Regions from separate parts of the Mus musculus genome. Here region 2 is linked to region 1. A link is a loop called in an ENCODE intact Hi-C map of the cell type or tissue named here. Cell type or tissue: heart. All regions are shown on one strand. Each heading gives the region's core, and the rest is flanking DNA. Links, peaks and the distances in the headings are about the cores only.

Region 1 (11,128 bases), core at 3,081-5,580:
AAGGTCAGAAGGACTGAGTCTGGGTGAGCTACTGCTAAGCAGCAGCTGGAGGGGAGGGACAGAAGTCACACAGGGTAGAAAGAATTCATAAAGCAAAGACTGGAGCTGGCTACCAGTCCATGGCCATGAGCATCCTGCTTGCTTTAGAATAGGCAGGATCCACTTCTCACTCGGTCATTTCTTCCATGCTAAGTCATGTGGAAACCACAGAACGCTGTCCAAATCAATCTCCCTGAATTAATTTGTCTTGGGCAAAGTACATATTCTTGATTGTCAGTGGTTTCTTCAATATTCCTGCAAGAAGTTGTTTTTCTTGTTGTGAATGAAGCTTAAAATATTGTGTGTGTGTGTGTGTGTGTGTGTGTATGTATGTATGTATGTATGTTAGATGTTTTCTTTGGGGGATTAAAAAAGAAAACGATTCCCTCAGCAATAGTATACAGCTTTGATCATTCTTTTCCTAACTACATTATGTGGTGTTTGCAGCCAGACCTCCACATCCTTAGAGTCAAGTAAACAGGTTAGAAGAAAAATTGTATCTGCACCAAGTCTCTCCAGTCCTCTTTAATCTTGTCGACATTTTCTAAGCTGCACCGTGGAACAAATGAGTATAGTCTTCACACTGGGTACCACAAGTCCTCTCTAAATGATTTAAGGTATATGGGAGCACCTGTATGCTCTGTAAAAACACTACACTGTTTTCTGAAGGAGACTTGACCACATGAGGGTTTGAATATTTAGTGATAAAGGGGGTTTTGATGAAGCCAATCTCCACCAATACTGAGGGACCACGGCACCTGGAAGGACACGCGCAAGAGGACAATAAATTCACAAGGAAATTCAGATGTCTCAAATGTCCTTTCTTGAGATTAGATTTCCAGCAACTCATGAAAGGGAAATAGGCACAGAAGAGCCAGGAAGTCTAACAAGACTCATACTCAAACACTCACACGTGCACAACACACATACACACACACACACACACACACACACACACACCACACGGATTTACTCTTACTAAAATAGTTTTACATGCCCAATATTCCTTTCACGACCAACAGTGATGGTGTAGCTAGCAGATGGTCACCTGACCCTAGGACAGTGATGGCACAGTTATGAGATGGTCACCTGACACTAGCTCAGTGATGGTGTGGCTAGCAGATGCTCACCTGACTCTGACGTCACCTGTTTCCTTTTTCCCCGTGGCTAGTAGCATTTAAGTGAGTTTCAGCTGCAATAAAATTAGAATTCTCTAGAGTGGTGGGATGAGTGGTTTCCACATCTAAAGATGCTAAATAAGGCTGTGACAGAAACCACTGGTGGATGGGATACTGAGGGACTGAGCAGGCAAAACTGGAGCTCAGAGGGATCCTCCCACAGCTGCCCAACAGCAGATCTCACTGCAACACCCAGAGTGCAGTTCTGTTGTGCTAAATCCCAGCAGTGAAAGCCTGCATGGCCCAGACTTCCCCTTTGTAAAAGAATCTAGGAGTGGGCTTTGAAGCCCCCACCCCCACCTGGAGCAGGTAGGTCTAAAGGACAGTCCCCCTGTATCCTGGTCCATTTTTCTGCTTTATTTTTCCTTAATGACTCCAGCTGCCAGGTGATATAAAAAGCTGGGATTTCCATGTCTGATCTTCTCTCTCTCTCTCTCTCTCTCTCTCTCTCTCTCTCTCTCTCTCTCCCTCTCCCTCTCCCTCTCCCTCTCCCTCTCCCTCTCCCTCTCTCTCTCTCTCTCTCTCTCTCTCTCTCTCCCTCCCTCTCTCCTTCCCTCCCTCCCCCCACCCCTCATATTCCCGAAGCCATGGTCAAGTGCAGGATGAACTTTAAAAAAAAAAAAAAGCAGTTTCATGATTCCCTTTTACTGTGACTCAGGTGAGGAGATACGTAGATGCCTTGACAACAACAAAAGGATCTGGCCCTGTGTCCATCTACACCATCAGTAGCTCCTTTGTCAGTAACTCACACAGAGCAAGTTGGGTGGGGTGGCACAGGTCTGTAACCTTAAGTCCCAACACAAGTGCGAGTCTGATGATACTTAGAGACCAGATCAAAGACAGCCTTGAGTGTATGAGACTCTGTCTTAAAAGTTAAAAATAAAATAAAATAAAATAAAATAAAAAATAAAAGTATGGAGGGAGGGGAGAGTGAAAGTTGGAGTGAGGGAGGGGATGAGAGAAGGTAGGGGAGGAAAAGGGAAGGACAGAGAGGAAGAGGGGGGGGAGTGGGGGTGGTTTTACAGAATCACTTATTCCTGTTGTAAAAGAGACAGGAATGTTAGAGAAAGTGACAATCCTAAGATAAAACATCAATATATTTTTAAGACTTCAGGAAACTTCCATAAAGATCAGAGCCAGGGCAATCTCCAGTTTTCGGACTTTTACGTCCGTACACCACTTGAATCTCTGATGATGAAAGCATGTAATATTTCATGACAGAAAATTGTCAAGCTACTATGTCATCCTGTAACCATATGGAATCTCCACCAACCCGTCTGCTTTTGTGGTGATCTATGCTTAAAAAAAAAAGAAAAAAGAAAAAAGTATATGCTGGAAATTTCAGACAATAAATCGAAGACTTTCAGTACTATAGCACAGAAAGCTTTCAGAGGGAGTGCACACACATGTATGTGTGCATGCGTGTCCTGGGTGGGGTCAATCTACACTGACAAAGTCTAAGGAATTCCAGTACTGACTTGGATATGTAATATAGCGGCCAAGATCACACAGTGTTTTCTTCGAGTGGGTTTACAAACCTGGGTTCCCTGGCTGACAGGAGCTTGGCAGAGTCCATCCACTCTCCAGGCAGTCGAGGAGCTAATTTTCTACACTGGGACCATGTCACCTGTGGATGGTCTTCCTGCTGATGGTCTTCCTCCATGGATACAAGATGACTGGCTGTGAGCACGGCCTTCATTAGTGACCAACCCAGGGTAATGAAATTATGCCCTGCGACTCAGTTTTCCTAGCTAGGAAATTAGATAATAAAATTAGTAGTTTTGCTTTTAAGAAGATTATGGGAGAGATGATGCAGGGCAAAGTACAGCCCAGTCAACATCAGATATGACAGATTAAAAGTTTAAAATTCTGATTAACTGCCACCAGGAATGATGTATATATTAAATAGAAAATAAGAATAGATTTGGAGATAGTAAAACTAGGAAAAGAACTGTGTTATGGGCCAAGTAATATTCCCCTAGGATTCAAACTTTGAACTCCTAACTCCCAATACTTCAGAATGGGGATGAAGAAGTTGGAGTGGGAGCCTTAGAGAGGGGATAAAATTATAGCTTTATTGTTTTCATATTTTATTTTAAATACATTTATTACATTCTTAATTTATATATTACATAATTTATAATAAATATATAAGAATAAAATACTCTATTACATTATTTTTAAAATATTTATATTTTATATTTTAAATAATTTATTTATTTTTACTTTGTGTGCATTTGTATTTTGTCTTCATTATGTCTGTGTGAGGATATTGGATCCGTGCAGTTACAGACAGTTGTGAGCTGCCATGTGGGTGCTGGGAATTGAACCTGGGTCCTTTAGGAAGACTAGTCAGTGCTCAGAACTGCTAAGCCAACTCTGCCCCTTCCCCAAGAGGTGATAAAGTTAAAACAAGGCGTTCAGGGCTCTCTAACCCAACAGGCCTGTCATCCTCAGAAGAAAATGAGCAACCATGATGGGCACTCACAGAGGAAAACCTACTTGAAGATTACTGTACCTACTTTTCTTGTTGCTCAAACAAAACAAACAACCTAGCACAAGCAAATTAAGAAAGGGCTTATTCTGACTTGCAGTGTGCGGGCCTGCATTAAAGGTGGGTCTTCTCACCTTAATTAACCCAGTCTAGAAACTTCTCCACAGACACGGCACAGGCTTATTTCCTAGGTGATTCCAGACCCTGCCATGTCAACAATCAGTGTTAACCCTCAGGAGCATGCCATGAGAAGGTGACAAGGAGACAGACATCAGGAGAAATCAAACCTGCTATACTTGATTTCAGACTGAAGCCTCCAGAATTGTGAGACAATATGTTCCTGTCAGTTAAACAGGTTAGCCTAGGGTAATTTGTATAATAACTCTGAAACATTAATATAGGTAGATAAGTATAAGAAACTGAGGAGGAGGAGGAGCAGGGGAAGAGGAGGAGGGGAAAGAGGAGGAGGGGGAAGAGGAGGAGGGGGAAAAGGAGGAGTTAGCAACAGTTTAACATTGGTGGCAAACATGGACATGCACATGTGAAGTCTCAATCTATCTCAACACTGATTGTTGATCTATGGCATCAGAACCGTGGAGGGAAACCTGGCTAAGAACATAACAAGAGAGGGAAGAAGAGATGGCTCAGTGGTTAAAGGCACTGGCTGCTCTTGAAGGGGGTCCAGGTTGGATTCCTAGCATCCACATAGCAGCTCACAGCCATCTGTAACTCCTGTCCCAGAGGATTCGGTACCTTCTCTGACTTCTACAGACACTGCATGCACACGACACGCAGACATACATCCTAAATATCACTCCACAATAACGACAGAGCAGTGGTATCATGGGAAATTAAAAACAACGAAATGAGTTCCGGGGTAGCCAGGGCTACACAGAGAAACCCTGTCTTGAAACCAAAAACAAAAACCAATCAACCAACCAAAGAAACCAAAACAAAACATGGAGGCAATTAAGGACACAGACTGTTGACACCTTCCCCATGCCAGAGGAGAACATGAAACAGCCAAAAATGTAAGGAAAAAAGTTCTTAGACAGAATGGAGGATAAACTTCCTGGTATTTCAGGGTAAACAGTGTCTATAAATACACTATAACACAGACTAATTTTACAGCTGAAATCTGGGGCCATACGAACTTCCAGACAATTGTAACCCAGCAGATGGTGAGGAGGATGTGAGTGTTAAAACACTCTGAATTTCAGGAGCAGGATTGAAAGACTGTTTATCGCTGGATATATATATATATATATATATGTATATATATATATATTTTAAGTGTGTTACAATGTAGGGATGACTGTCTGAAGACTGGAAAGGAAGCATTTGATCCCTAGGTGAAAGATTAATAAAAAAGGATTAAATATCAACAGAAGACAGGAAAGAGGGAGAGTGATTTAGAAAACACGGTGGGAAGCGTTCACAAGGTGCAGGATAGGGTTTGGGGATTCTGGGTAAAGTCTTTGCTAAGCCCCAGGCTTGACTTCTAACACCCAAATAAAAATTGTGTACACAGAATTGTGATGTGCCTAATAGGTTAGTTGGTCATGAGCTTTTCTTCAAATAAAGCAGGAGCCTCAGGACTAGCCACTGTGAGTTTCCACATCTATAGAATGGGGATGAGAGGTACAGCCAGGATTAAGTAAGCTAGGGAGGGTTTCCAGCATCTTATGCACTGCTTAAAGACCACATGGTACAGTATCCAAAAGCAAAGAATAAAATGGAAAAAGACCTGTTCAAATGTTGCTCTAGTTGACTTTCTATTGCTGTGATAAAGACCATGATCTAAGCAACTTGGGGAGGAAAGGGTTTATTTGGCTTACACTTCTACATCCATATTGTCTGTCACTGAAGGAAGCCAGGACAGGAACTCAAGGCGGGAACCTGGAGGCAGGAGCTGAAACAGAGGCAATGGAGGAAAGCTGCTTACGGGCTTGCTCAGCCTGCTTTCTTAGAGGTACCCAAAGCCACCTGCCCAGGGCTCACTCTGCCCACGGTGGGCTGGGCCCTCCTATAACAATCATTAATCAGAAACAGGCCCCACGGACTTGCTCATAGGATAATCTGGTGGAGGCAATTCCTCAATTGAGATTCCCTCTTCCCAAATTTGCATAGGCTTGTGTCTAGTTGACAAAAACTAATCAACACAAATAACACAAATATAAGGAGAAGAGCCGGAAGTAGGAACAAAATGGGGAGTTGGAAGCCAGAGTGACAGAGCCTGAGAGTCACTGTTCTCAATGACACTGTCCTCACTACCAAAGGGCTGATATGTCACACATGATGTGGAACCTCCATGTTAACTTTAGAAGTAGTCTTACAGTAAAGACAATCTCAGTTCACTCCTGTTTATGATTAAACCTCTGTTTCTCAAGGATTGGGCTATGCCCCACCTGTAAGCTTAACTACAAATGGCTTTATTTCAAAGGATTGATTACTACTGTCTTCAAGCCTACCTTTGCTTCAGAAGGTCATATGACCACCTATGACGACCTTGCTATAATACCTGTTGTTATGGCTACCGTGCTATGAGTATCTGTTGATACGACGACTTTGCTATGCCCACACTGTAACCATGTCTTTGTTTCAAGAGGTCAGTAGGACTACCTTGCTTGTTCTGCTCCTGTAACTCCGACTATTTTGCCTACCAAATCCCCCATTTAGGAACCCCCTGCTCCTGGGCTATAAAAGCTTTGCTTTCCTCACATCCAATGCTGACCTCTCGAGCCCTACCTTAGTGGGAGGCAGCCTTTGAATGCAAATTTTAAAAAGCTTACTTAAATTAATTTGACCATAATGATTCCAATCAGTAATCTTTCTCCTCCCATCTTTGGAATTAACAGAGAACTTAAGAGATGGCTATGAGCACAGAAGTGTCTGAGAGAGCTAGTGACACACACATACACACGCACACTCCCCCTATAATACACAACACACACACACACACACATGCACACACATGCACACTCCCCTCTACAATACACAACACACACATACTCCCACCCCAATACACAATACACACATGTATGTATGCACACACATATACAATACATAATGCACACAACACAACACACAGGCCTCATGCTCAGAATATAGGAAACTCATAATAACAATTAGTTGGATAAGTCAGTAAATTTTAGCTTAGGAAGAAAAATCTAACATTAGTGGATTTCTTAAATATGATAGAAATTGCCCCAAGACAAGAACTTCAGTTTTTAATAATTAAATGTAATAGAACGATCTATTTTTTAATGTAAGGCCATTAAGTTCAATATCTAGCCTTAGATAGAAATATAACAGGAAATTTGAACATGGTGAGCTTAAAATATCCACAAATGCGACAACGCAATTGACTGGGGCAGTCTGACCTTGCCTCGCTGTGATTTCAATGACTCATAAGGGACAAATCTCATTACGAGGCCCACCAGGACAGTCAGAATTCTCATCTGTGCAGTCACGAGCTCAGCTCTCAAATCTGCTCCTTCTCAAGAGAACGAATGTTCTATGCTCTACAGCTCTGACTTCACGAGAGGAATGGCTGCCACGAATATGGGTTCAAATGACATGTGCTTCATTTTATTCTTAATTAAGAATATTTATGCGTACATGTGTGTGCCCGAATCATATACATATATGCACACCCCATGCATGAAGTGCCCATGGAGACCAAAAGAGGGCATCAGATCCTCTGGCACTGGAGTTACAGATACTGTGAGCTGCCACGTGGCTGCTGAGAACCAAACCCAGGTCCTCTGCAAGAGCAGCCAATGCTGTTAACTACTGAGCCTTCTCTCCAGTCCCATGCCTTTGATGTCTCCCCTTCTGATACCGCACCCACTACCCCTTACAATTTGTAATGTAAACCCCCAGCTGTCTGGGCTGCATTTGGAGACGAGTGTAGGTTTGCTTCTGTTGGGACAGCATCGCACAAAATGTCTTTATTGCGTCAGTGGCTGGGTTACCTTGTTTCTCTTTGATACACACTAGTTATTGGTGGATCCAAGTTCTATTTTAGGAGATTCTGAGATCATGTGATATTTTAGACCAGGCCAGGGAGTGAACTCTGCTGCACTTCCTTCCGTAGCCCCACTGCCTAGTAGGCCACGTCTCTCTGCGTACATTTTTAGAGTAATGATTGCAATCAGAAAAAAAAGTAGAAATTGATGTAACACTCGTTCACCAAATAGCCAGAGGACTTTTAAAGCAACACATCAACGGGTCCTGGTTCTAAGCTCAGGGCTTCGTGTACCACTTTAGGCAGAATCAGATTTTCACTGCCACCATCAAATGCCCAGATGTGATTTTTTTTTCCCCCGTAAGTTCTAGTCATTCTTTGTGAACTTCAAACTGTCTTTGGAAATGCATGGCCTACTTTCATCTCAGAGAGTCTGATTGCTGTAACAGCACCGTCTGCATGAAAGAAAACTTACTAAAGTTGAATTAAGTGGCGAAGATTTAATTTGAAAAGTATCTGAGAAAGAAAGGGTAAAAACCTTTGTAAGGATCCCAGAGGAGCACACCAGCTTAAATGCAAACAGCGTTTGACTTTCTGGAAAGAGAAGTTCATTGTACTAGATTATAATTCAATTTCTACATTCCACACACTCTAATTTCCTCCCTGTAATAGTCAAATAAAATTAAAGAGTGAAAAGGAAGGGCATTTTCCACTTTCTAAAGCAAAGTTAAATGCCAGCATGCATGGAAATTCATTTTGGAACCTGACGTGAATTTGGCCAACAGGCACTTCTTATATTAGTTCCAGGGGTTCTATTTGGATCTATTTTTTCTTTTAATTCAGGTGAAATCAAAGTGCTTTTGTCTGGTGGTTGGAGAAAAATTAATGCCATTCTCTTATGTGCTTTCTAGGATGTGTTTCTGGGTGGTTTGTCTCCACTCTGCCATTCCTGAGAAGAGTCAATAGCAAGGGGAGAAAGCCAGGTTCTGGCCATGCCAGGGTTGCCATTTCCAGCCACAGAGCAGTAAACCAGAGGCAGGCATCGCTATGAGCCACACTGCAGGGTTCATACAGCTCTTTCTGGGTGAGAGATGTGGAAACTCTGAATGTGCCTCACCCATCCTGATACACAGTCCTCAGGCCATGTATCTCAGGCACAAATATCCACTGAGATATCACACACCCCCATAGCCCATTATTTGGGGGTTTCTACCCCACCTTAGATCTTTTAGTCTCCAAGTATAGGAGACAAGCCCTTTATAATAAGCCTTAACACCAGAGCTGGGCAGATATCAACCCTGTCTGCTATTATGTCTACTTTCCTGTCAATAATCCCAAGGAGATGTCACTTGCCATGTTCTGCCTGGGCCACTCCTACTCTAACTGGCTGGTCCTCATGGCCATGTTCTCATGATTGACCTACCTTCTTCCTCCTTTCTCTTCCTTGTGGTCCCTGCCTCAGACCCCAAGCCTGGAAAATGAAGGTCCATCCACCTCTCTTCTGCCCAGCTACAGGCTGTAGGCATATTTATTAACTAATTTCAGATAACTTGGTTATGGGGGGTGGCAAGGTTTGTATAACAAAAGCTGGGGTATCCATGAGGATTGGCTTGTCTTGGAGCAATTAGACCTTGGGGTTCAGAATTTAGCTTTTGAATACAAGCAGCATCAGACCAACCCTATTAAACCTAACATCTCCCTCCAAGACCCAAAGCTGCCATGGTGGTCCTTGTAATAGTTACTTAGGGCACTAACCCCATCACCAGGCACCTTGACTGGCATATGGTAGATGGAAAACCCAGCATTAGTAGGCAAAAAGTTAGCTCACAGGCAAGGCCTCGGGGAACTGAGTTCAAATGCATGAACCCTTAGAAATGGTTCTACTCTGGGTCTCATGTCTATCACCAGGTCTTGTGCACGCCGGACTGGCCAGCAGTAACGCTGCAACAGGATTTTTCTGCACACGTTTATTGGGAGAGCTTGATTGCAGAGGCAAAGAGACCCCGAGCCCAGATCTGGTGCTGCTTATATAGGCCTAGGAGAGGCATGTCTCACACCCGGATTGGTTATGCACTATGCCTCATTTGCATGTTCCTCATCTGATTGGCTACTCTCTCTCTCTCTGTACCTCGCAGAGCCTCATTATCATACCTCATTTGCATGTCTCACATCTGATTGGTTATATTCCCAAAGCCTCATTATCATGCCCGGGCCAGGCAGTGTCTTTGCAAAAAACTTTACTGCATATGTACACATTGGTTGTTTGTCCAAACTTATGCGTGGTGGCCAGCAGTAGTCAGTGCCACTCTGCAACGGCACATGTGGCTTCCCACAGCCAGGCAGAGATCAAGGGGGTGATGAATTGATTCTAACTTCTTCATATGCTACTCCTTTAAGGCACAGTAAAGTCTCTGTTCAGTCCTTACCTCCCAGGCGTGTTTGCAGCTCAGCATGAAGGACATTTGGGATCCGAGAATGCCTTTGTGCTCAGGAAGAGCCATGGAAGCAGCTTTCCCAGAGAATAGCCGTTGTAGAAGGTTCTCTTGGTGGAAGAATCTGAGAATCTGGAAACAAAGGAAGATGCTATGCCTACAGGGGTGGGGTGGGGGGATGCTAGCAGAAGTTGGACGTTGAAAGGATGTATGCACACTTGTAAGAGAACTGTGAAGCTGCCAAGGTCCTCGGCTTGCTACTGGGGTAAGCAGCACTACCCCAGAGCTGAGTTCCCAGGATAAAGGAAACTTCTCCTGCTCTGGCCTCTTTCCCTCTAGCCAGCTCTCTGTGTCTATGATGAGGATCTGAGATAAGTCATCTTTAGGTGGGGGAGAGACTTATTTGGGTATGTGCTTTCAGAGCACACACAATTTTGAGTCCATAGTCCCTGGAGCCTTTGAAGCTTTGACATCACATCCCAGCAGGAACTTCCAGGAAACCAAGAGCTGGAGAGGAAGCCATATCCCAATTCCTCTTAAAGGGTGTGCTCCCCGTGACCAGACTATATAACCCTTCCTTTGGGCCTTGCAATGCAGAAATCTCTAACTATGTTCAATGCTTTCTGGACTTAGGCTTGCAAGTAACAGAGCAGAGTGAAGCTGTTACCTTCAATCTTAGAACAATGTTAGAAACGACTCAGGGTTCAAATAGACAAAGAATCCCGTGTATAGAAGATGCTGGGGAAAGAAGGACCTCATGCTGTGTAGTCCTGTGTGTTCATAGGTAACTAAACATTGGGAAACTGTCTTAGGGTGAAAATAATTGAACATATAAGACATGAGAATCACAACTAAAAGGCACACCACTGTAACATCGATGAATCACAGGCTGAGAGCAAAAGCAATATGCTTCTCTGACTCTCCCAATCCGGGACATGAACAAAGGCTGCATGTAGCCATATACCTCCACAAGGGCCCAGGGTGGAAGACTTCCTAATACCCTCTGATACTTTTA
Region 2 (11,128 bases), core at 4,474-6,973, 58 kb after region 1:
CTCTTTCCTGGCTTGCTTCCCCTGGCGTACTCAGCTTGCTTTTTTATAGAACCTAAGACTACCAGCCCAGGGATGGTACCACCCACAAGGGGCCCTCCCCCCTTGATCACTAATTTAGAAAAATGCCTTACAGCTGGATCTCATGGAGGCATTTCCTCAAGGGGGGTTCTTTTCTCTGTGATAACTCCAGCCTGTGTCAAGTTGATACATTAAACCAGCCAGTACTGAAACTAATCGTTTTTCTTAATAGTTTGTGCCACATACTGAGCTGAGTCTCTTAGTTATGTCTTAGCTACTATTCTATTGCTATGAAGAAACATCATGAGCAAGGAAAGCTTTATAAATGATTTAATTGGGGGATTGCTTCCATTTCAGAGGGTGAGTTTATGACCATCACTGTGGGAGGTGCGATGCATACAGTCAGGCGTGGTGTTGGAGTGACTCACATACAGACACACAAACATATGGAATTAAAAATAATGAAACTAAATTTCAAATACCTTCTCTTAATGAACTACAATTTTGCCTCAAACAACAAGCCCACAGTAGGTGGTACGTTGGTATGACCTTTTCTTTTTCTTTTTCTTAAAGATTTTATTTATTTGTCATATATATAAATATAATGATGAGCACACTGTTGCTGTCTTCAGATACACCAGAAGAGGGCACCGAATCCCATTACAGATGGTTGTGAGCCACCATGTGGTTGTTGGAGGAATTTGAACTCAGGACCTCTAGAAGAGCAATCAGTGCTCTTAACCACTGAGCCATCTCTCCAGCTCTGGTACAATTTTTCAAATGGGAAAACAGACTGGAAATTTTGCTTTGCTCTACTAGGATCAGCCACACTTCCTGCTTTTATGCAGCACTGGTGTCTGCATTATAGCTATTTGAAGAGTTACTCCCTGATGGCAAAGAGCAGTAGGTGGCAATGTTATCCCTTCCTTCTATCTATCTCGCAGGGACAGTCACACAGAACTCAGAGATGACCTGTCTGTATCATGAAGTCTGTGAAACTGTGCCAGGATGGAACAGTAGTTGTCATAGGTTAGCACAGAACTCTGACCATCTCTTGGCTCTCCTGTTGGACTCTGGGGTCAGATAAATGATCCAAAGCAAGAGTAAGATTCCATGGACCAGAAGTGGGATGGACGTGCTAAACAGTGAGCCAGCTGTGGCAAAGTCACAGGAGGCCTGAAAGCAGGCAGGGATCTGAAGATAAAAATCTGGGAGAGGCTGTGACTTAGAACTCTCCTTACAGGGCAGGCTGCAGGATCCTGAGTTGAAGGCAGAGGTGAGGAGGGGCTCCTTTGAGTCCAGAAAAGAAAACAAAGCAACACAACAGGTGTCTTCCTCGTGCTGAGTACAGAATGAAACTGCCCAGAGTCGTCTCAGCGGGAGCTGTCTCCCTCTCACAGTGAAGCAGGCAGCTGACAGGGTTCCCAGAATCTCTCTCACTCATAGAAGTGAGAAGCACCAGGAGAAGCAGATCTGCGGTTCTAGATGGCGTACCAGTCACCTCTGTTAGCGTTCTGTCTAAACTCCGCCCCCCAGTTACCTGGCAACAGCCAGGTATGCTCCGCCCCACAGTTACCTGGCAATAGCCAGGTATGCTCCGCCCCCCAGTTACCTGGCAACAGCCAGGTAGGCCTGACCCACTATAAAAGGGGCTGCTTGCCCCCTCCTCCCTCTTTTGTCTCTCTTGCTCTCTTGTTTCTTTCTTGCCCTCTTGGGCTCTTCCCTTCCCTCTCCCTTCCTCATTTCCTTCTCCCTCTCTCCATGTGTTCCTGGACGGCCTCCACTTACCTACTCTCCCTCTCTGCCTTTCGCTGCCTCTACAACCTTCTCAACTCCCCTCCCAATGCCCTGAATAAACTCTATTCTATACTATACTATACTATACTATACTATACTATACTATACTATACCGTTGTGTGGCTGGTCCCTCAGGGGGAAGGGATGCCTTGGCATGGGCCTGCGGAGGCACCCCCTTCCCCTATACCTCACCACACCCCTCCATAGAACATATTCCTTCTCTCTCTATCTTTTTATAAACACATCAACCTCCCCAAATCAGATTCCAAGAGACAGCTGACAAAACAGCCTATTAAAACAGGAAGTCACTGAAGAGTGAATTTTGTAGATTATATTTTGCCAAAAGCTTAAAGTGGGAGAAAAGTACTAGAAAAAAAATGAATCATAACTTCTTACTAGAGAAAAATATTCTATAAAGCAGAAACGAGAAGAAATGAAATGTGTACAAGTGACTAGGAAAGAGAGCCAACTTCAAGTATGGAACAAAAACTGGAGTTCTCAATGTATTTATTTATTTACTTTAATCGGGTTTTTTTTGTTTGTTTGTTTTTTGTTTGTTTTGTTTTGTTTTTGAGAAAAACCATGTAGCCCCGGCTATTCCAGAATTCACTATGTAGACAAGCTTGGCCAAGACCTCATAAAGATCCACCTGCCTGTGCCTCCAGAGTGCTGGGACTAAAGGCGTGTGCTACCACTGCTCTGTTGAGTTTTGAACATTTTAAAAATTAGACTAGATCATCTTCAAACGTGGCAGAGCTGAAGGAAGCTGGGTGATTTGGGAAAGAGAGCAGAGGATAAGCCCTGTTCATTTCAGTTCCGTTCATACTAGAAATAAAACACCTAGCAGGTAAGGCCTTCTCTGTAGTAAAAAAAAAAAAAGTATTTAAAAAATCCTGGCACAGGGTTTCTTCCTACCTTAGACCATATTTGCTCCCAGATGAAAGACATACATTGATGTATTTATAAAATGATAAAGAGGGGGGGGTATGTTTTATGGAGGTGTGGTGAGGTACTGGAGGAGGGCGTGCCTCGGCAGGCCCATGCTGAGGCATCCCTTCCCCATGAGGGACCAGCCACACATAGTATAGTATAGAATAGAGTTTATTCAGGGCATGGGGAGGAGAGTTAAGAGGGCAGTAGAGGCAGAGAGAGAGAGTAGAGAACTAGATGAGTAGAGGCTGGTCATGAACACATGGAGAAAGAGGGGGGAAGGGAATGGCAGGGGTGGGGGAAGGAAAGCAAGAGAGAGCAAGAGAGTGAGGAGGGGGCAAGCAGCCCCTTTTATAGTGAGTGGGTCAGGCCTACCTGGCTGTTGCCAGGTAACTGTGGGGGGAGCTTAGACAGAATGCTAGCATATATAGCCTTGTATTTTTTACTATGCAGCACAATAGCTGGTCAATTGCCTCTACACACACACACACACACACACACACACACACACACGCTGTTAGAATCTATTTTCTTACCAATAAGTTATCACTAACTATCTTTTATGTTCCATCTGGGCTGCTCTTAGCTCCCAGCTTCTCCTTATTCCTCCTGCCTTTCTTCCATGGCAGCTTGATTCTTCTCTCTCCTCCTCCCTGCTCCCTCCTCCAAGCCCAGCAAAACTCAACCGGTCTATTTCTCTTCTCTCCAGCCATTGACTGCTGACATCTTTATTTGCCAATCACCAACAACCGAGGACAGGGTCAGATGTCTTATGCTCAGACTCCCTCATTGGGGCAAACAGTCTTAGGGGCCCCAGATTAGCATTAGAATACACACAGCATTAAGCCAATCTGTTACACTTCTCCTCAAGGGAAGTTCTACTGTCTGTCACCTTAGGTCTGACTGAGTGCTCAGGCCCTTCTCTGACACAGCTTTCTAAGGGCAAGTGTGTCCTACCTTCCATACAATAACACACACCCTCATTGACTGCCCAGAAGTACAAAACCACTTCCACCACAGTGAGAATCCTAAACCAATAACACAGAAGTGACATTCTCCATCTGCTGTCCTCATGTTCAGGTACAGAAAATAAGCAGAGCATCCAGGATGGGGCTGTAGGTCTGTAGTTCTGAGCAATTCAATGACCACACCCTTGTGTTCTAATGGGAACCATTGGAGAGGTAACCCAGAAGTCTCTTCTAGCCCAAGATAGACAGGTACAAACCTCTCAGTGGAAGTGCTTCTGTGATCGTTGCCAGGTTTTTGGGAGGGGTAAGTCTAAAACCAAAAGAGTTTGTCTGAAGAGACCATTTGGGGGCTGTCCTGATTAGAATATAATTTCCATGTCTCCCCAGCCTAGGATTTATGTGCCAGAAGCTTGGTCCCCAAGGTGTGGTATTGGGATGGTGATATGGATGATGTTTTGAGAGAGAGGAAGTTGCAACACTGGAAACATCGCCTGCCACGGAGATTAATATCGTTCTTGTAGGACCCTAATTAATTCCTGCAAGTTGTTGTTAAAAAATGTAAGCCTGGTGCCTGGATCTCTCTTGTTTCCTGCCTTGTTTGGGTTGTTTTCTTTGGAAGATAACTCCAGTGTTGAGTAAGTTAGCTTAAACCTTGACCTTAGATGGCCTCAAGCTGAGCGCCCACCTCCACTCCTCCCAGACACCAAACCACAAGTCTGGTGATGAAATGAAGCTTAGCTCTGGTGGTATGGGAACCCCCACACATGCATTGTGTGTGTTCATTCTAGGACCACTCCCTAAGATGCGTCCAATAGAGACTTGGACTATCCTGTTCCAGTTAGTGTGTGTGTGTGTGTGTGTGTGTGTGTGTGTCTGTGTGTGTGTCTGTGTGTGTGTTTGTCTGTGTGTGTGTCTGTGTGTGTCTGTGTGTGTGTGTCTGTCTGTGTCTATGTGCAGAGTATGTGTCCATGCATGTGTGTGTGTGTCTGTGTGTCTAGCTGGCTGTGTCTGGCTGGCTGTGTCTATGTGCACAGTATGTGTCCATTCGTGTGTGTGTGTGTGTGTGTGTGTGTGTGTGTGCGCGTGCGTGCATGTGTGCATATGTATATGCTTGTGTATACGTATGGGTGTGTGTGTGTGTGTGTGTTTATGAACTCAAGGTTATTCCCACATGGTCTTCAACAGGATTTCCTTCTCCCTCTTAGCAGCTTTTCCCTCTCTAAAAACTGCTATCCCTCCTCATAACTATCTTACTTAGCAGCTCTTTTTTTTCTACATTTTTTCCTGTCTCTGTTATTTACTTTTGTTTTATTTCCATAGAAACCTAGCTCTGAAACATATCAGCAGGACAATCTAATTCAACACTCTCATCTTACAGATGAGGAGACTAAGGCCCTGAGAGCACAATCTACATTTTATTCCAATGAGACACAGACCGGTGAAGAGAGGGGATGGGGGCGGGGGGGGGGTTGCTCACAGAATGACCCAGCTCCTGTCAGGGCACTGGCTGTGTTTCTAGACCTTGACGTCAATGGAGCTTCTTGGGGTGGCAAGCTCTCCCTGCACCCCAGAGTGCCCCAGAAGCCCAGCGGTGTGCAGAATTGTGAAAGGCTCTTGGTTCCCCAAGAATAAGCTGTCTCTGCCTCTGACATTTTCTTCAGATTTTTGGGTCTGGTGAAGGCCAGCTTGCTTCTTTCTCAGCTTCCCAGAAGCCTTGATGTCATCCAGAATGTTTCCCCTCGCTCTCAGTTGACCCGGTTCCCCATCGTGTTGCATGGTCTTCCTTTGGCAAGCAGCCCCCTGCTTATTCAGCAGCAGGATGTCTCATTTTACCTCTCCTGGGTGTCTGATGCCACCTGGTTGTCCCTGAGCAGAGATTCATGACACCACTGCATTTGGACCACCCCCAGTGGAATCTTGCTGCAATGTTTCTGCCTCCCCGGGAACTGGGCCATGACCCATCCACACCTGCACACAATGCCTGCCAAAACATGATGTGTTGAGGAAGCCATGTGCAGAGCTTAAGGGCGAAGGAGATGTGGTTTGGGAGAGTACTGGACATTTGTAGCCCAGGACTTCTCCCTCGCGGGACAAAGTAAGGCAGAAAATCAAGTGGCCTTGGAACCATGGAATATTAACCGGGAATGGAACCTGAGAGATGGTCTAGATGAGTCCAGTGGGTGTCAGATCTAAGATCCATCTGAATCACCTTGGGGTGGGGGCTGTTAATGATGCAAAGCCCCAAGCCCTTCCAAGACACATGGTGGATTTACTTGGATGTGGCAAAGCTCAGGAAAATGACTCACCTGTGAGTCCTGGGGTTCAGATTCATAGTCATCTACACATACCTCCTCACACAAAGATGGGGGCTAAGAGTGAGGCTGGGGGAATCCCCCACTTGCTAGTCCTCCCTCTGCCTGGGTGATAGTGGCTATGGCTCCCTGCTATGCAGATGGGAGCTGATAGCTGCTGCTACATTCGGCCTGCTTTCCCTTTGTTTTCTAGGATACTTCCTGTGTGTCTCCTGTCCTCACTCAATGAGGAGGAAGGAGGGGTACCTGGGGTGAAGGGAAGAGCATATTGGCGCAGGCGACGATGCCACAAACTAGTGACTGTACTGATAGCAAGCACAGCTTCAAGTCCTTCATTAACTCTGCCATTCCCGAGACACAACATCCCCTCAAAGTCTATTGATGAAGAGCCATCAGCCATCTGTCAGCCCATTAAATGTGTGTCCAGTCCTCCACCTAATAAAACACCCCACAAACATCTGTTCCGACTGGTTTTTCTTTTTTTTTTTTTTTTTTTTTTGGAGTCCAGCCAACCCCTCTCCTCCTTCATCTTCCCTGGTCATCTGTAATTTACTCCCACTCTGTGGGATGTGACAAGATGTGGGAAGAGAGATTAACCCAAAAGTTGCATTCTTGAATCTCAAACTTGCCTGACTTCGTTTTGTTTCCACCTTGTTAGCATCTTCGCAGTGACCAAGGTGTCAAGCCTTTTGCCTCGGTGGCATTTCCAGCTCTCAAGGGGATAGCAAGGGTCATCACATACATGTGATCGCCACAGGAGGCATTTGAAGATTTCTACTGGGAATGTGTTTTTAGAAGTGGTTTTATCTTTCAATCGGCATTCCTCTTTAAAATTAAACTAGCCGTTTGATTCTTCGCTGCCTCGTGTGCAATTTCAAATCATTTCCTCTCGCAGGGCTTGCCAAAAAATCTCACAAATGAGAAGATGTTTTATATCCTCAGTAGAAGTTTTCTTCCACTCACTGACATTAATCACCAAATGCCAAGAAAGGCAAATAGACAAGACAAAGCAGCCGGCATAAATTATAGGGTAAGGCGCACAGATAAGAGCAAAGTCAACTGCTCTGTGTACCACCTCAGATCCCTTTTGGAACTAGATGGTGGCATAAATCTCACGTTATAAATAAATGAGACATTTCTGCACTGTGTTACACTAACACTGTAAAACACACGTTACGGTTCACCCCCTCCTAAGTATGCAAGCATTCGAACCAGAACTAAAATGACTCAACACACACACAGCTTTGTTAAGTGAAGGTGACTTTGACACAGGGATAAAAGAATCAAAGAATTCAAATGGCTGGGACACCTAAGAGCCAAAACATAGATTCCACTGTTGGGAAAACAGCCAGGACAGCGGATCCAGTCATGTTACACTTGTTTGTTTGTTTGTTTGTTTTTCGAGACAGGGTTTCTCTGTGTAGCCCTGGCTGTCCTGGAACTCACTCTGTAGACCAGGCTGGCCCCGAACTCAGAAATCCACCTGTCTCTGCCTCCCAAGTGCTGGGGTTAAAGGCGTGCGCCACCACTGCCTGGCTCATGTTACACTTTTAAGAATGTCATTCCTACAGTGAGTTTTCTGGCTCAGGGGAAGCAATGGCAGAAAGTCTGCTGATCAAATGTGTGTGTGTGCACATGTGTTTGTGTGTGTGCACTTACATGTGTGTGTGCACACATGTGTGTATACATGTGTATTCATACACATATGTGTATGCGTGCTTGAGTGAACATGTATGTTCACATGTGTGCACATGTTTGTACAAGTGTGTGTGTCCTAGAGACATTCCGAAGGTGCTAAGTAAATGCTGTGACTGAATGTTGATAGGGTGTTTATTCCAATAGAAAACCAGCACAAACAATACATTCCCATGAATAAGAGACTTCCAAATTTTATGAGTTTGAGGCCAAATCAAATATCTTACACTTTAGCACTGACAGTGATTTTTATGGTCATTTTATAGGAGACATGTTATTTTACTCACAGAAATATGGCGTACATTTATTGAAACTAATAGAAAAATCATAATTCTGTAGATGCCACAGTAGTCCAATAACCCCAGGCAAAGGAGTAAGACCAGATGGCTAACATGAAATATATCGACATCAATAAATACAAAAACACAACAAGTTCATTGATGAATGAAATCCTGCGTTCTTTATGTGATACTCTAAATGCAAATGGCGATCTTGCTTCGTAGAAAATGCCAATTCCTGAAAAGCCAGCTGTAATAGAAAAGAGATTTGACGGATGATTACTGCACTCTGGACAGAGTGAGTATACCGGTAAACTCGGAAAAACAGCAGCTAGCAGGAGACAAGTTGGAAAGGAATTCATAGATGTGAAACAGAAATGACCAGAGACAGAACAAAAATGGTCATTGGTAGAAAGATTTAAAATGACTAGCAAACTGAAAGATTCCAGTGCCATCCTTATACAAAGCTAAAGGTTTCCAACTGTACTAAATGAGAAGCCTTGATTCTGTTGTTACCATCATGCATCAGTGGGTTTAAAGTTACAACGCACATTGGCACACATTTGCAATGACCTTGAATCTATTTCCTTTTTTAGATTTATTTTTCTTGTGAGTTTTGCTGGCAAGTATGTAAATGCACCGTGTGTGTGTGTGTGTGTGTGTGTGTGTGTGTGTGTGTGTGGTACTCAAAGAGGCCAGAAGAAGGTGTCATCATTGGTAACTGGAGCTATAGGTAATTGTGAGCTACCATGTTGGTGCTGGGAACCAAACCTGGGTCCTCTGGAAGAACAACCAGTGCTCTAACTGATGAGCCATCTCTCCAGCTCCCTGAATCTATTTCTTATGCAACATGACCTGGGCTGGCTCCATGATCTGAAGAGGCAAGGCCGATACTGTCTGGCTTCTTAACACACCGTACACTGCAGGGCAGTGCTTAATGATTATAATAGATGCTCACTGGGAATGGGGAACCACACGTATATAGGGTATTGGGGTAACAAACGCCATGAGCCAACAAATCCGGTATTTTTTGGAGACCCATCGTGTTGTCTGATACATCAGAAGTGGTGTGTCCGTTATTTTAATTATCTCTTCAGCAAGAAGGATCTTAAATATTTAGAAGCCAAGAAAACCAATTTTTGAGTCAAATGCCTGAAGTCTGTTTAGCACATCATAACAGTTGGGGTTGTTGTTGTTGTTGTTTTAAACAAAAGGAAAGAGACTACAGACTGGTTGTTCTGTTAAGACAGGTTGGTGCCCAGAGCTGGAAGCAAGCAAGCATAGAAGCACTATGGGGAGGCTCTATGTGACACTAGAGAGTGGCCAGGTTGGCAAGAAGCCTGTGGATCGGGATGTAAATAACAGAGTGCTGGATGACGTGTGCCATTGAGTGGACCTGATAGTAGTTAGACTGCCATAATTAGCCCAGTAGTGTTCTGGGAGGCAACTGGTAAACTCCTCAGGAATTTGCTTCTAATTTACTTGGCTGCTGTAGCTTCCAGCTACCTCAACAAGAGAGAGGCGGGCACTCCTGCAACTCTTTATCTGGATTCCCACCCCTCCCCCACCGACAGGGTTTCTCCATGCAGCCTTAGCTCTCTGTCCTGGATCACACTTTGTAGATAGACTGGCCTCAAACTCACAGAGATCAGCCTGCCTCTTCCTCTCGAGTGCTGGGATTAAAGATGTGCTCCCGCCACCGCTTTGTCTGGAAATTTCAAAGCAATAAGAAGAAAACCAAAAACCGATCTCAGAACTACAATCCTATGTATACTCCTTCATCCCATCATCAAATCTGTGGCCACTCTGGACTCTGTACAAATTGAATGCAATGGGTAATTTAACACAAATTAAATAATAGTTGACTCTTCTACCCGAGGCATATTAATTGCAATTATATGATATATGTTATTTAATCCACTTTGACTCATAAAATACATGACAATGAAATACATGATGTAGAGTTTTCTATTGAAATGAATCACAAGGGCAAGCAAGATGGCTTAGCAGGTAAAAGTGCTTGTCACATAAACCTGACTACCTGGGTCTGTGGACGCTCACTACCTCCTGGTAAGTTTACAATATTGTGAGGTACCAGAGCACTCTGTAAAATTAACAGAGCAGGTCAAATGGAACCTCACTAGAACATTCTTACACAAGAAACAACTCTAGCACATTACAGGACGTGACCATCAAGACCAGCAGCAGCCAGAACAGCTTCTAAAATTGATGTGTTTATAAAAAGATAAAGAGAGGGGGGATATATTCTATAGAGATGTAGTCAGGTATCAGGGAAAGGGGTGCCTCGGCGGGCCCATGCTGAGGCATCCCTTCCCCCTGAAGGACCAGCCACATATAGTATAGTACAGAATAGAGTTTATTTAGGGCATGGGGAGGAGAGTTAAGAGGGTAGTAAAGGCAGAGAGATAGAAGAGTCGAGGAGTAGAGGCCGGCCATGAGCACATGGGGGGTTGGGAGGGATGGGAAGCAGAGAGGAACAAGAGAGCAAGGAGGGGGCAAGCAGCCCCCTTTATAGTGGGTCAGGCCTACCTGGCTGTTGCCAGGTAACTGTGGGGTGGAGCTTAGAATCTTAACAAAAACTGTTGATTCTGTCGCTCCTTGGTGATCAGCAGGGTTTCATTATTTGTAAGTTTTGAAGAGTTGGCAAACTGTCTTTGGCTGAATGAAACTGTAGAAACAAAGAATCTACCTAGCTCTAAGCCTGCTTAAGAACAAAGAACTGGACTATAAATATAGGGGTTTGAGGCTACCTACATTCACACCAAAATCCATGGTAGGAGATTCCCTTTATATAAGGAAATCTGGATGCTTTTAAAGAAATACTGATTTAAAAAAAAAAAAAGCAAAACAAAACAAAACAAAAACAGCCTTGTCCTGAAAAGCAATTTTATTGAATTGAAAACTCATTAAGTCAATGAAACACCCTTTACCAGGTTCAAAAAGTGAGCTTTTTATTTGTTCAATTATCCTTATAGGCAGTTCTTTAAAACTGGAAATTACAGATTTTTTTTTTAGCATTCAAAAATCCACTTCACTTTCAAAAGCCCCAAGTCTTTGCTTCTCCACCTCTCATCACGTCCCATCAGAGTGGATTTTTCGTTCACTTTGC

What was found. Peaks named below come from ENCODE experiments on the same cell type or tissue, not always from the same donor. Only the 100,000 strongest peaks of a DNase experiment are listed, where the experiment ranks them.
Region 2: it touches region 1 in a loop (2.1-fold over the local background); 3 of 42 quality-filtered maps call a loop at or near these places.

What each region holds. Positions count from the first base shown.
Region 1 is chr5:149,920,703-149,931,830 of GRCm38, reverse strand. No RefSeq gene overlaps it. Among named protein-coding and RNA genes, the nearest start is that of Gm36241, 17 kb to the right of the region's middle. In heart, for the core only: no CTCF peak of the experiment used is centred there; no DNase peak of the experiment used is centred there.
Region 2 is chr5:149,864,104-149,875,231 of GRCm38, reverse strand. It overlaps 4930500F04Rik (RIKEN cDNA 4930500F04 gene), which reads right to left. Exons shown (of 4, transcript NR_045758.1): 4 at 10,952-11,128. Among named protein-coding and RNA genes, the nearest start is that of 4930500F04Rik, 22 kb to the right of the region's middle. In heart, for the core only: no CTCF peak of the experiment used is centred there; a DNase peak (open chromatin) is centred at 5,591.